Regions from separate parts of the Homo sapiens genome. Here region 1 is linked to region 2. Evidence: chromatin contacts called from ENCODE Hi-C or POLR2A ChIA-PET data. All regions are on one chromosome and are shown on one strand. Each heading gives the region's core, a stretch centred on a gene start or an enhancer-like site at or near the end of the contact. The rest is flanking DNA. Distances are from core to core; before and after follow the strand shown.

The links. A loop is a pair of places that touch in the nucleus more often than their neighbours do. ChIA-PET counts read pairs that join two places held with the same protein, here RNA polymerase II (POLR2A). Pooled maps may share reads with other maps.
Region 1: a loop to region 2 is called in a map of PC-3, with 7 times the contacts of the local background. The contact joins two enhancer-like sites. A Hi-C loop is called at or near these places in 27 of 168 maps with a recorded cell type or tissue (B cell, CD4-positive, alpha-beta T cell, CD4-positive, alpha-beta memory T cell and 21 more), 9 of 37 single-sample maps with no recorded cell type and 32 of 50 pooled maps. POLR2A ChIA-PET finds 5 or more read pairs at or near these places in 31 of 52 experiments (A549, AG04449, AG04450 and 24 more).

What each region holds. Positions count from the first base shown.
Region 1 is chr5:180,822,534-180,828,944 of GRCh38, forward strand. It overlaps a transcript of ZFP62 not described here. Among named protein-coding and RNA genes, the nearest start is that of LINC00847, 5.2 kb to the right of the region's middle. RefSeq lists a silencer at 2,136-2,430. Within about 2 kb of position 3,865, at least 13 of the 41 ENCODE cell types and tissues checked have a DNase peak (open chromatin) inside an H3K27ac peak, as active enhancers do; they include ascending aorta and thyroid gland, where a contact is called at or near this core.
Region 2 is chr5:180,783,352-180,789,115 of GRCh38, forward strand. It overlaps MGAT1 (alpha-1,3-mannosyl-glycoprotein 2-beta-N-acetylglucosaminyltransferase), which reads right to left. Exons shown (of 2, transcript NM_002406.4): 2 at 1,429-5,764. Among named protein-coding and RNA genes, the nearest start is that of MGAT1, 17 kb to the right of the region's middle. RefSeq lists enhancers at 1,684-2,595, 2,596-3,506. Within about 2 kb of position 2,125, at least 23 of the 41 ENCODE cell types and tissues checked have a DNase peak (open chromatin) inside an H3K27ac peak, as active enhancers do; they include ascending aorta and thyroid gland, where a contact is called at or near this core.

The sequences.
Region 1 (6,411 bases), core at 2,615-5,114, 41 kb after region 2:
GTGCGCCACATTTTGTGTAAGAAAGAAGGATAAATTAAAATGTATATATGTACTTGCTCATGTTTGCAAAAAGAAACACAGGAGAGGAAAAACCAGAAACGAATCAACTTGATGACCTATCCTTGTAGGGAGACTGGGGCAGGGTGGTGGGGATGTGCACAGGCGTGAGACTTCTCTGATCAAATGTTTTTACACAATGTTGATTTTTGAACCATTTATTCTCTATATATTCAGAAATAAAAGTAATTTATAAAGGAAAATGCCTTAAAATTGTACCTTAAGAGAAATAAATGACCAACTCTATATAAAATTGATCCAAACCAACAATAAACAAAAAGGTTAATTTGGGTAACTTGAACATATTACTCTGACTATATCTATATATCAATATTATTAGGAACTAGGAATTTTTCTGTATAAGAGGAAAAAGATAAAATATAAAAAAATAATGTAAACACTTATGTTAAATTTCAATAGCAATACAAACTCATACTATTTCATTATATATATATTTTTATTATATATATATTCATTACATATGTAAATAAAGCATCCTAGTTGTGTTCCTGAAAAAGCGTACGATGACACCCTAGTGGTAACGAACATAACTAACCCTCATATCTTGCATCTCCTGCTGTAATAAATGGTACAGGCAAGAATAATCAATGGATACTGAAACCATTACATAAACGTGGCAGGGCAATAGAATATTCCTACAGGGGCAAAGTACACCCCACAAATCATTCAGTAATTTAAAAGGAAAAAAATGTTGGATCCAATTTATACCCAGCCAGCACATCCATTTGACCCTGCCTGCCCCTGGGGACCCACTACCCTGATCCTAGGTAAAGCAGCTCCAGTGATGGCCGCAAAGTTCCAGCTTCCACCTTGTCACCTTACCTCCTATAATGACAGGCACCGCTGTCTTTGGCAAGGCCATGTCATTCCACCTGCCAGGGCAGGAGCTGCAGCAACTCCTGTGCCCAGGTCCAGCAGGAGCCCCGGGTGAACTGGCTTTCCCAGTGGCTGTGTCGAGGCAGCTAGCAACACAATCCTGAAGTACAAGTGCTTTACCACCACGTGAGCTTTGCCTTGTAGGACTCCTCTGAGGTGCAACGGAGCTACACAGCACCTCCAAAGATGTCTCACATAGCCAAGCGGCCAGCTGTGCTGTTTATCAAGCAGTGGCTAATTCAGCAGCAGACCATCTTGTAGTTTCCCCCTCAATTCATTTTTCCCCTTTCACAGCATTGCACCCCCACCCTGCAAAGCAATAGCATGTAAACTTTGCCTCAGTTGATGTTCCAGGCAAAGGTACCTTCTCATGGACATATAATAATTACTTTCTCAACAGGTCATCCCCCTGAGCATCGCTGCTGGCAAAAACCCAGTGTGAGGACCTCCTCATGGAATACCTGTAAAGTATTCTTTATAGCCAAATAAATAAATAAATAAAAGAAAAAAGTTTATTCAAACCTAAAACCTAACTTCCATTATAAGGGCTTAAAAGTAAAAGTTAAAGGACACCATCAGGAAACAATCGGGCAAGCCAGGGATGTGTGACCTTCTCTAAGACAGCTGGCCCAGATTCCTCAAGTCAATGTCGTAAATCAAAACCAAACAGAAGTTAAGGTGGGGGAGATTTTCCAGATTAGCCTCCAGATGGAATCCATAAGCCTTGATTAGCTCTCGGGGGAAACTGCATACAAACATTTAAGGTACAATTGCAAAAATTTTAAAATGACTTGGATATTAGTTGTGATTGTAGAATCATTGTTAAGTTTCCTAGGTATGATAGTGGTATTGCGGTTATACAGGAGATTTTCTTTATTCTTAGGAGATTCATATTGAAGCACTTACGGATCATGATGCCATACTGACAACTTATTTTCAAAAATGGTGTGTATCATGTGTTTGTGGGGAGACAGAGAGAGGAGAAAAACCAAATATGGTAAAACGTTAACAACCATTGAATCTAGATGAAAAGCATTTGTGGTTTCTTTTGACATTTTTCAGTGTTGAAAATTTTCATAATAGAAGGCAGACAGATAAATATCAGTAAAAAGCAGATAAAATTGAGGATATATTTGTATTTGAAGAGCTTTTTAAAGCCATGTTTTCTTTTCCTCAACCAGTTTCAAATAAGCAGCCAATACTTTATCAGGAACTAATTCATCCACCTCAGAATGGATATTCACACCCAAATTGCTGTGCTTTCAAAAGCTTTTTAACCTCTTGTTTGTTGCTAGCACTTTCCCAGTGGAAAGAATTTGATGCCATTTCCGCACACCCAAATTCCTGTTGGCAGGATAATCAGCAAGTAATACAGAGAGCTGCTTCCTTCAACAGCTGCATTCAGCACAAAACCGAGGGCCGATTATGTGGAGAAATATCCTTCAGAGGTAAGGCATCAGGTAAAGGCATCAGTGATCTTTTCCATGCATTCCAAATACTGTATTGGATCAAACTGGAGCAGCATCATTCTCTACAGCTGTGCTGGCAACAGACAGACACAAATGAACTATTTAATATGGCAAAATGCACAGCTGTTTGAGGCTTCTATTATTAGCACCAGTTCTCGACTCACTGGGAAAACTCTTCTTCAACTTGTTAATGCGACAGTTTTATTTGTTTGGACGCAGCTTTCCATTATCATTCTTCCCACCCCAAACTTCCCTTTATCCCCAAGATGTCTCCAGACAGAGGTGTTTCCAGCTGGCCCCAGTTCAGCTGATCTCCAGTCTGTCTGCCCATGAGAGTCCCAGGAGAGCATGCCGTCTAACTAAGCCGCCTGGGCTTTGCTCTGGACCCCTAAGGAGTCCCTACAGGTCAGGTCTTCCCTGCTCCATCCAGAGAGGGGCCCCTCTCATACTGCAGAATGCTCGAAGTCCACAAATGTTCATTCTCCCCTTCGTTACTAGTAGAACTCACTCAGTTAAGGCTGAGCTCACGGTAGGCAACCTCAAACTCTCAGTGGCTTATCAAAAAAGTCATTTATTTTTCTTGCAGGCTGGTGGAGGCCGCTCTGCTTCAAGCTGTGAGCCGAGTCAGGGCTGCTTCACTTGTCTCTCATCCTCTGGACCAGTGACCACCTGGGGTGGCAACAGGGCCAGAGGACGAGCAGAGACACAAGAGGCCTCCTAAGGCCTCAGCTCAGAACTAACAAACTCGCTTCTGCCCACATTCCATTGGCCAAAGCCCTGCATGAGTTGTGGAAAAGTACTCTCCACTTTGGTGAACATTAGTAAGAGAAAAGAGGGAAGGAAGAATTGCAGGCAAGTAATACCATCTACCTCGGCCTCCTATGCAGCTTGGTGTGTACCTGCACCTAAGTTCTGGCCTGTAGGATATGAGGGGAAGTGAGGTGTGCAACTCCAGGACCTGCCCCTGTAAAGACTGGGCCCTGCCTTTCCCCTGCCCATCTGCTGGGGACATGGTAGGACTGCAGCAGTTGCCTGGCCCAGAGATAGACGGCACAGCTATCCTGCTGGTCCTACCTCTAGACCGCCACATGTACCTCACTTACACTGCTTGGGTTTTGCATCTTAAAACCCCAATTAGCACACCATTCATTCATTCATTCCCCCATCAACAAGTATGTACTGAGTGTCTTTTTGCCAGGCATTGCACTAGGTTTTGGAGAGATGACAGTGAACAAAAACAAACTTGGCTGTTCTGTATCTTGGCTGTGGCAGTGGTTACACAAGCCTACACATGTGATAAAACTGCATAGAACTAAATACACACACACAGAGGAATGCCAGTCAAACTGGGAATTAAAGAATCAAAAAGTCACTGGTGACTCAACATGGCAGCAGTCCAGCTCAACCATACAGATGACAGCAGTGTGCTGAAGTATGACAAAGGAATGATTTAAAAGGAATTGAGGCAGAGCTGCCAGGCAGGCATGCTCACCTTGGACTTTGAAGCAAGAGAGACATAAATAAAGGTCTTTGTTCTGTAAGTAGAGTGTTCATATAATTTATCATCCAAACTGAGACACCTGTGAAAATAATTACACTGGAACAACTTGTGTGACTGATCAGCTGGTCACTCCATCTTTAAGTCATTGTCTTGTTGAGTCTGTTATCAGAGCCCATGGAGTGCCATGCATGGACAGCTTATTTAGGCACAACAGAGAAAAATTAAAGGGAAGGAGGAGCAAGGAAGAGTGGAAAGGATAAAGAAATGGTGAGCATTGGCAGGAAACAATGCAAGGAGAAAAGGGAACAGGAATCGGATTTTCTACTAATTTGCTGTGTGTTCCTGTGTCAGTTTATAAATTAGTGTCTATATTTACAACCGATTGGAAGAACGAACTTTTTAGATCCTCTCATCCAACAAAGCTGCAGATTTCTTTATTGAGATGGAGTTGAGAAAGCTTTAAAACAGGCCAAAGCAACATGAGGACATGTGTCATGAGAAGAGAAATGGTCTTCCATAAATTGAGTGCTGGGGAAGGCTTGGTGTAGGTAATGTAGAGGTTCTCAAACTGTGGAGAAGCTCAAAATGTGTTCCTTTGAGCCTTGGTCTTCTAGTTAGGCCACTGTCTAAGCCACTATACAAAAAGACACCAAACACACTGGCTTCAACAAGACAAGCCTCTGTTTCTCTTTCGGGTGACAGGAGAAGCAGAGGACTAAGCTTTCTTTTCCAAGTCATCACCTGAAAGTTGCCCCTTCACTTCTGCTCACATTGCATTGGCCAGAGACTTGAAAGGAAGCTGGGCACGTGCTGTGGGGAAAAGAAAGAGAGATCAGATTGTTACTGTGTCTGTATAGAAAGAAGTAGACGTAGGAGACTCCATTCTGTTCTGTACTAAGAAAAATTCTGCCTTGAGATTCTGTTAATCTGTGACCTTACCCCCAACCCTGTGCTCCCTGAAACGTGTGCTGTGTCAACTCAGGGTTAAATGGATTAAGGGCTGTGCAGGGTGTGCTTTGTTAAACAGATGCTTGAAGGCAGCATGCTCCTTAAGAGTCATCACCACTCCCTAATCTCAAGTACCCAGGGACACAAACACTGCGGAAGGCCGCAGGGACCTCTGCTGAGGAAAGCCAGGTATTGTCCAAGGTTTCTCCCCATGTGATAGTCTGCAATATGGCCTCATGGGAAGGGAAAGACCTGACCGTCCCCCAGCCCGACACCCGTAAAGGGTCTGTGCTGAGGAGGATTAGTATAAGAGGAAGGCATGCCTCTTGCAGTTGAGACAAGAGGAAGGCATCTGTCTCCTGCCCGTCCCTGGGCAATGGAATGTCTCGGTATAAAACCCAATTTACGTTCCATCTACTGAGATAGGGAAAAACCGCCTTAGGGCTGGAGGTGGGACATGCGGGCAGCAATACTGCTTTGTAAAGCATTGAGATGTTTATGTGTATGCATATCTAAAAGCACAGCACTTGATTCTTTACCTTGTCTATGATGCAAAGACCTTTGTTCACGTGTTTGTCTGCTGACTCTCTCCCCGCTATTGTCTTGTGACCCTGACACATCCCCCTCTCGGAGAAACACCCACAAATGATCAATAAATACTAAGGGAACTCAGAGGCTGGCGGGATCCTCCATATGCTGAACGCTGGTTCCCCGGGCCCCCTTATTTCTTTCTCTATACTTTGTCTCTGTGTCTTTTTCTTTTCCAAGTCTCTCGTTCCACCTAACGAGAAACACCCACAGGTGTGGAGGGGCAACCCACCCCTTCAACGTGCCCTGCCAAACCTCTGGTGGTAAGGCTTCGATTACTAAATGGAAGAAAGGGACACAGGGTGTTTTGGAGTTGACACCTAGCTCTTTGGAGGTGACTCAGATCACTCAGGAGAGTCCGTAAGGCCCGGTGGGCAACACCCCAATCCTCCAGTCTCTACCCAAGAAGCTCCACCTTCATCTATTTGAGGGTTCTATGTTGCGGGAAGTCAGGGACCCCGAATGGAAGGACCAGCTGGAGCTGTGGCAGAAGAACATAAATTGTGAAGATTTTATTTTAATATGGACATTTATCAGTTCCCAAATAATGCTTTTATAATTTCTTATGCCTGTCTTTACTTTAATCTCTTAATCCTGTTATCTTCATAAGCTGAGCATGTATGTCACCTCAGGATCACTATGATAATTGTGTTAACTGTACAAATTGATTATAAAACGTGTGTTTGAACAATATGAAATCAGTGCACCTTGAAAAAGAACAGAATAACAGCAATTTTTAGGGAACAAGGGAAGACAACCATAAGGTCTGACTGCCTGCGGGGTCAGGCAAAAAGAGCCATATTTTTCTTCTTGCAGAGAGCCTATAAATGGACGTGCAAGTAGGGAAGATATTGCTGAATTCTTTTCCTAGCAAGGAATATTAATAATTAAGACCCTGGGAAAGGAATGCATTCCTGGGGGTAGGTCTATAAATGGCTGCTCTGGGAGTGT
Region 2 (5,764 bases), core at 875-3,374:
GTCTTTTGTTACAGTGTTGGGTGAGTCAGGCCTCAGGGGCAGGACTCTGACCTTCCACTGCCCTGAGGCAGGACTCAAGGCCCTCCCATGAGAGGGTCCCATCCTATACCCTGGGGGAAGGAATGCTAAAGTCATGAAGCTTCCATAAAAAACCAAGGGGACTGGGCCGAACACGTGGAGGCCGACAGGAGGGTGAAGAACTCGTCCACATGCCGGGAGGGTGGGGCACCCCAGCTCCACGGCAACAGAAGCTCCTGTGCTTCCAGGCCTCACCCTATGTACCTCTTCGTCTGGCTAATTATCCATATCCTTTAAAATATCCTTCTTAGTAAACTGATTCTCTGTGAGCAACTCCCCCAGATTAATCAAACTCAAAGAGGGGGTTGTGGGAACCCCAACTTGAACCCAGTTGGTCAGAAGTTCTGGAGGCCCCAACATTCGATTGGTGGGGTGGGGCAAGGATGAGTCTTGGGGATGGAGCCCTCAACCTGTGGGATCTGGCACTATCTCCAGGTAGACAGGGTTGGAACTGATTGGAGGACACCTGGCTGACGTCCACCGCTTGGGAGTGGGGAGAGGTCCCCACACGTTTGGTCACAGAAGTCTTCTTCTGTGTAGATGATTGTTGCAGTGTGAGAGCGGAGGGAAAACATGGTTTCAGGAGAGTCTTCCCTCACACTATGTGATTGGAGCAAAAGGACAAGAAAGATGAACTGAAGGACAAAGGAGAATTTAGGGAGAATCAGGGGCATCGGTTCAGCTGAGGGAGGGGCGTTGGAACCACAGCTGCATGCTGTCTAACTGGGGTGGAGAACTGCTAGGGCTTGGCCTGGAGCCAGGCGGGCATCAGGGCAGGCTCCAATTCAAGGGAGCAATATGACAAGGACAGGGAAGTCACACTTGATATTTCAGGTGAGGCCTCACCCAAGATTTTGATTTTTTTTTTTTGAGAGGAGTCTCGCACTGTCTCCCAGGCTGGAGTGCAGCGGTGTGATCTCGGCTCACTGCAAGCTCCGCCTCCCGGGTTCACCCATTCTCCTGCCTCAGCCCCCCGAGTAGCTGGGACTACAGGCGCCCTTCACCACGACCAGCTAATTTTTTGTATTTTTAGTAGAGACGGGGTTTCACCGTGTTAGCCAGGATGGTCTCGATCTCCTGACCTCGTGATCCACCCACCTCAGCCTCCCAAAGTGCTGGGATTACAGGCGAGAGCCACCGCACCCGGCCAGATTTTGATTTTTAAAAACCCAGGTATGAGGCCATCAGGCTCTGTTCTGCAGTTTCAGAACCAACTGGCTTGATTCATTCATAAGGAGGCCGAGGACTCCCAGCTGTCAGTAGAGGGCAGCCGTGCCCAATGAAGACCAAGTTCAGGTCAGAAGCTTGCTCAGCAAGCCAAGAACCAAAGATAGTTAATCTGGGCAGGGCGGTTATGTATGAATTTTATTTTCCTTTTATTTTTCAATGTTTTTAGGTAGTTACACGATAAGCACATATTACTTATATACGAAAAAAGTTATTTAAAAAACAATATTCATTCTTTACCTTTCTATCAAGTGGTACAGAAAATTATACGGTATATATTTGCCGTGTGGCAAAATATTCCTCGTTGGATCATGTCAGTGGAAAGAGTATGGTTCTTCTTTGTATTAGTCTTTCAACTTCCCTGTGAGTTTGAATATTTTCATAATAAAAACTTGAAAAACAGAATATAAAATTGAAAAAAAGTTTTGGAAGGAAAAAATATTCCCATCCTTTAATTCAAGAACATCTACGTAAATAATAGAACCAGTCTCCTAGATGACACTGCTCCCCACCCTTGGATGCTGATGAGTAAATGTTTTAAAATTCTATTCTCAAAATATTTGTTCAAACATTCCATTCTGGTCACATAAAATCTTCCACCGTTTCAAGGACAGAACACAGTATCCGAGAGTTCTGGTTTCTACTGTTGCTCAGCAAACTCCCGCAGAACTCAGCAGCTTAAAATACCCGTTTCACATTGCCCACCATTTGTGAGTCAGAAATTCAGGCAGCCCTCGGCTGGGCAGTAGTTGCTTAGGGCATCCCATGTGGTTGTGTTAGATGCTGGCCAGGGATGTCCTCACGGCCCCTGTGGGTGACGGTGGCCATGGGTGACGGTGGCCGTGGGCCACTCCCCAGAACCCTCCAGCAAGGGGCTCAGGGTAGTCAGATGTCTTCCATGAACTCCCTGGAGCTCAAGGCCCCAAGTGTGCCTGTTCTAGCAAGAACCAGGAAGAGGCTGTCTCCCTGCCATGACCTAATCTAGCAGCCACACAGCCCCATTCCGCTGCCAGCGTCCTGCAGGCCCCTCCTCAGGGAAGGCCCTCGGTGAAGAGTGAGGCCTGATCGCCGCTCACCTACTCCTGATCCTGAAAGGTTTTGCCCTTTTCCTAAATAGAAACTCTGAAAAGTAATCAAACAGTATTTCCAAAGGAGGCTTTTGGCAGGCTTGCCTCATTGCCCTTGCAGGGAAGGCTGCCTGTCTCTAGCCATCTTCCTCTTCTTACAGCTGTGCTGAGACGTTTTTGGCTGGGGCAGGGCTGCTGCACTGAGGGTGCATCCCACCTCCTGCAGGGAAGGCAGCCAGACCACATTCCAGTGAGTGGAACGTGAGGGAAGGCTGTCTGCCCACTGCTTTTGTTCCATAAAGAATGAGGCTTGCCCTCCCTTCCCCTCTCCTGCTTCCTGGTAGCTGAACCAGGGCAGCATTTGCTGTGAGCTGGGAGCCATGTGTTGAAGACGGCGGAACAACAAAAGTGAAGACAAAAAAGAAAACTGCATCACTGGCATGTGCCCTTGTCAGTCAGCACTTCCGGGGCTGTGTGTGGCCTTCAGGAATTTCAGTTTTCATGCATGACCCTGAGAAGACTCAGCCCCCTGCCACAGTAGGACAGGTTTCTCAAACAACCCACTAGGGTTAGGGGCCCGCAGGTTTCATTCTGCCCCTCTCCAGGTCAGGGTTCCTAATGCACTCCCCCCAAAGCTCCCCATCACCCTGCCCTCTCCAAATCCTCGTCACTGTCACAAGCTTGGTCTTCCAGGCACCGTGTATGGCCGTGGTCCCTGTAGTCGCCCATACAATCACTCCCTTCTTAGTAACAGGAATCTTAATTTGATTCAGCTTCAGAAATACTTTTTCCAGCCTCTTTTGCTGACAGGGGTGCCTGTGTGATCCAGTTCTACCCAGGGAATTGTGACCCAGCGCTCTGTGAGCTTCCAAGAGAGGAGGAGGCAGCTGCCATCCACCCTTTACCTTCTTCCTTCCTCCTTCTTCCTAAAACGTGTGCTGGCTGGAGCTCCCGCAGCCAAGGAATGAGACCTGACCTCGTGCTAAGAAGAGTGAGACTGAGACCTGAGAAGGAGCCTGGGCCCTGACGGTGGAGGAACCCCCACACCAGCCTGCACCATCGACCTCTCATTTCCGTCCGGCGCTGGGATCCAGGCTTCCTGCTCTGCAACTGAATCCATTCTGACACACTGTCTTACAGTTCTGGTATAAAGGGTCAGACTTCAAGTTAGCCAAGGGAGGCAGTGGGGGAAAGTAACAGCCTTGGCACTACCCGGCCCCCTTTCTATCAACTGCCCCCGCTCTGCCCGCTCCAGACACATGTGGAGGGGGATTAAGTGTCGAGGGAGCCAAGGTGAACAGCAGGAAAAGGAAAGCAGTGGAGACAGAGATTTCCACCAGGCTTTACTCACAATGCAGCCATACGGATTAATCCCACAGCCACCACAGAAGGTTGTGTTACCCCCGCCTCACAGGAAGAGGCTCTGGCAGGAAGAACAGCTGGACCCGAGTCAGACACGCAGGTCACGGGCCCAGAGCAGGGCCGGCCCAGGCCCACCGCACTCTATGACATCGGCCACCAGGCTGGTCTCCAGGAAATAGGGCCCTGGTGTCTACTTCCTAAACTCCCTGTGAATTGCCAGGGGCCAGAATGTGGGTAGGTGGGAGAACAGATGGAGGCTGAAGGACCTCTGGTGGCAAAACACTGACCTCTACAGAGGTCTCATCAGAAAGCCTGAAATCCCACGTTAGATATTTCAGAAAGAGGGCAAGCTTCTGTTCTATACATTTGTATGTTATTTAAAGTTACACAGCCAGACAAATATGTACATAACACTATGGGTTTTGGTGGTAAATGTTTTATCTATGCATATTATGTATAGATGTGAGGAAGACGTCTGGAAGGATACACCACCCACGCGTAAACACACGTTAAGGGAGCGTGTGCAGTATGTTGTATCTAAAATGAACATGTAATACGAAAAGCCAGTAGCTGGTATTTGTAAAGGGGTGCTCTGTATCTAACCCTCTAAATGCCCCCCACCTCCCACCCTCTTGGCCTGCTCTGAGGGCTTCGTCTCCGTTTCCCTGGCCCCTCAGCCTTGGCAGGCTTCTCATGCAGGGCCCAGTGAAGGCTCAGGAGGGCCTTGGCCAGACTCCATCAGACATTTGTCTCCACTGGGGGCGACTTGATCCACAAATGAGATCCCACCAGTGACCCAGGTAAGAGGATTGCAAAGGCCAAGAGGCTTGAGGAGGGAAGGCTGCCCGGAAGGCAGTCTGTCCTGGAGACAGAGTGAGCAGGAACCCACAGTGAGAGCAGGAGTGGCAGGAGGTGGTCACAGCTGGAGGCAGAAGCAGGAATGCAGCAGCAGCAGCAGCCAGGCGCAAGGCAGCTCTGTAAACCTGCAAACTCGAGGCTGGCTGAACTCTACAGCATTGACTAACACGGGGCTTTTCCATCTGGCATTTCCACTTGCTTTGGTATCCACAGGCGCTTCCGGGCCCGGGGGCAGCCGCCACGCACACACGCATGCCACCTGAGCAAGCCTTGATGGGTGAATACCAGGAGACCCCTGAAGGTGCTCCTTGCTTCAGGAGCCTGAGAACCCAGTCTTTCGTCTTGTAAGGGGGTCCTCTGGCACCGCAGGCCCCAAACTCTACTCCTCCCGCCATCTCTCCTGGACCTCCCCGAGCCACGCAGCCCCCTCTTCCTCTCCACCCTCACAGGAGACCGCCGGTGCCTGGCCTGAGAATCCAAGTGCAGCTGGGGAATGGCCTGGAAGAGGCCGTAAAGGCTGGAATGGAACAGTCCAGCCTCACACAGTGGCTAACAGCACAGAGTTCATTCCAATCCGGCTCTCCCTCAACCATCTGTGTGACCTTGGGCAACTTCACCTCTGTGTGCCTGCTTCCTCACTGGTAAAACAGGAGCAAAACAGTACCCACCGCCTAGGCTTGCTCTGAGGATCAAGTAAGTTGGTACTTATCCTGGAGCACTAAGTAAGTTGGTACTTATCCTGGAGCACTAAGTAAGTTGGTACTTATCCTGGAGCACTAAGTAAGTTGGTACTTATCCTGGAGCACTAAGTAAGTTGGTACTTATCCTGGAGCACTAAGTAAGTTGGTACTTATCCTGGAGCACTAAGTAAGTTGGTACTTATCCTGGAGCACTAAGTTGGTACTTATCCTGGAGCACTAAGTAAGTTGGTACTTATCCTGGAGCACTCAGAACAATGCACTTGGCTAGCTGCATGACATGCTATGCGCATGGAGCGTGGCGGCCAAACTCCTCCTGGCTCCACCGGAAAGGGCACAATGCAGCTATCGCCGGGCCGATTCCACGTCTGAAATCACGGATAATGACCACCTCCCCTTATTTAACAAAAAATATGGCTAAATAATCCATCTAAGCAACAGGGGAAGGCAAAACCCGCTCCACACAAATCTCAA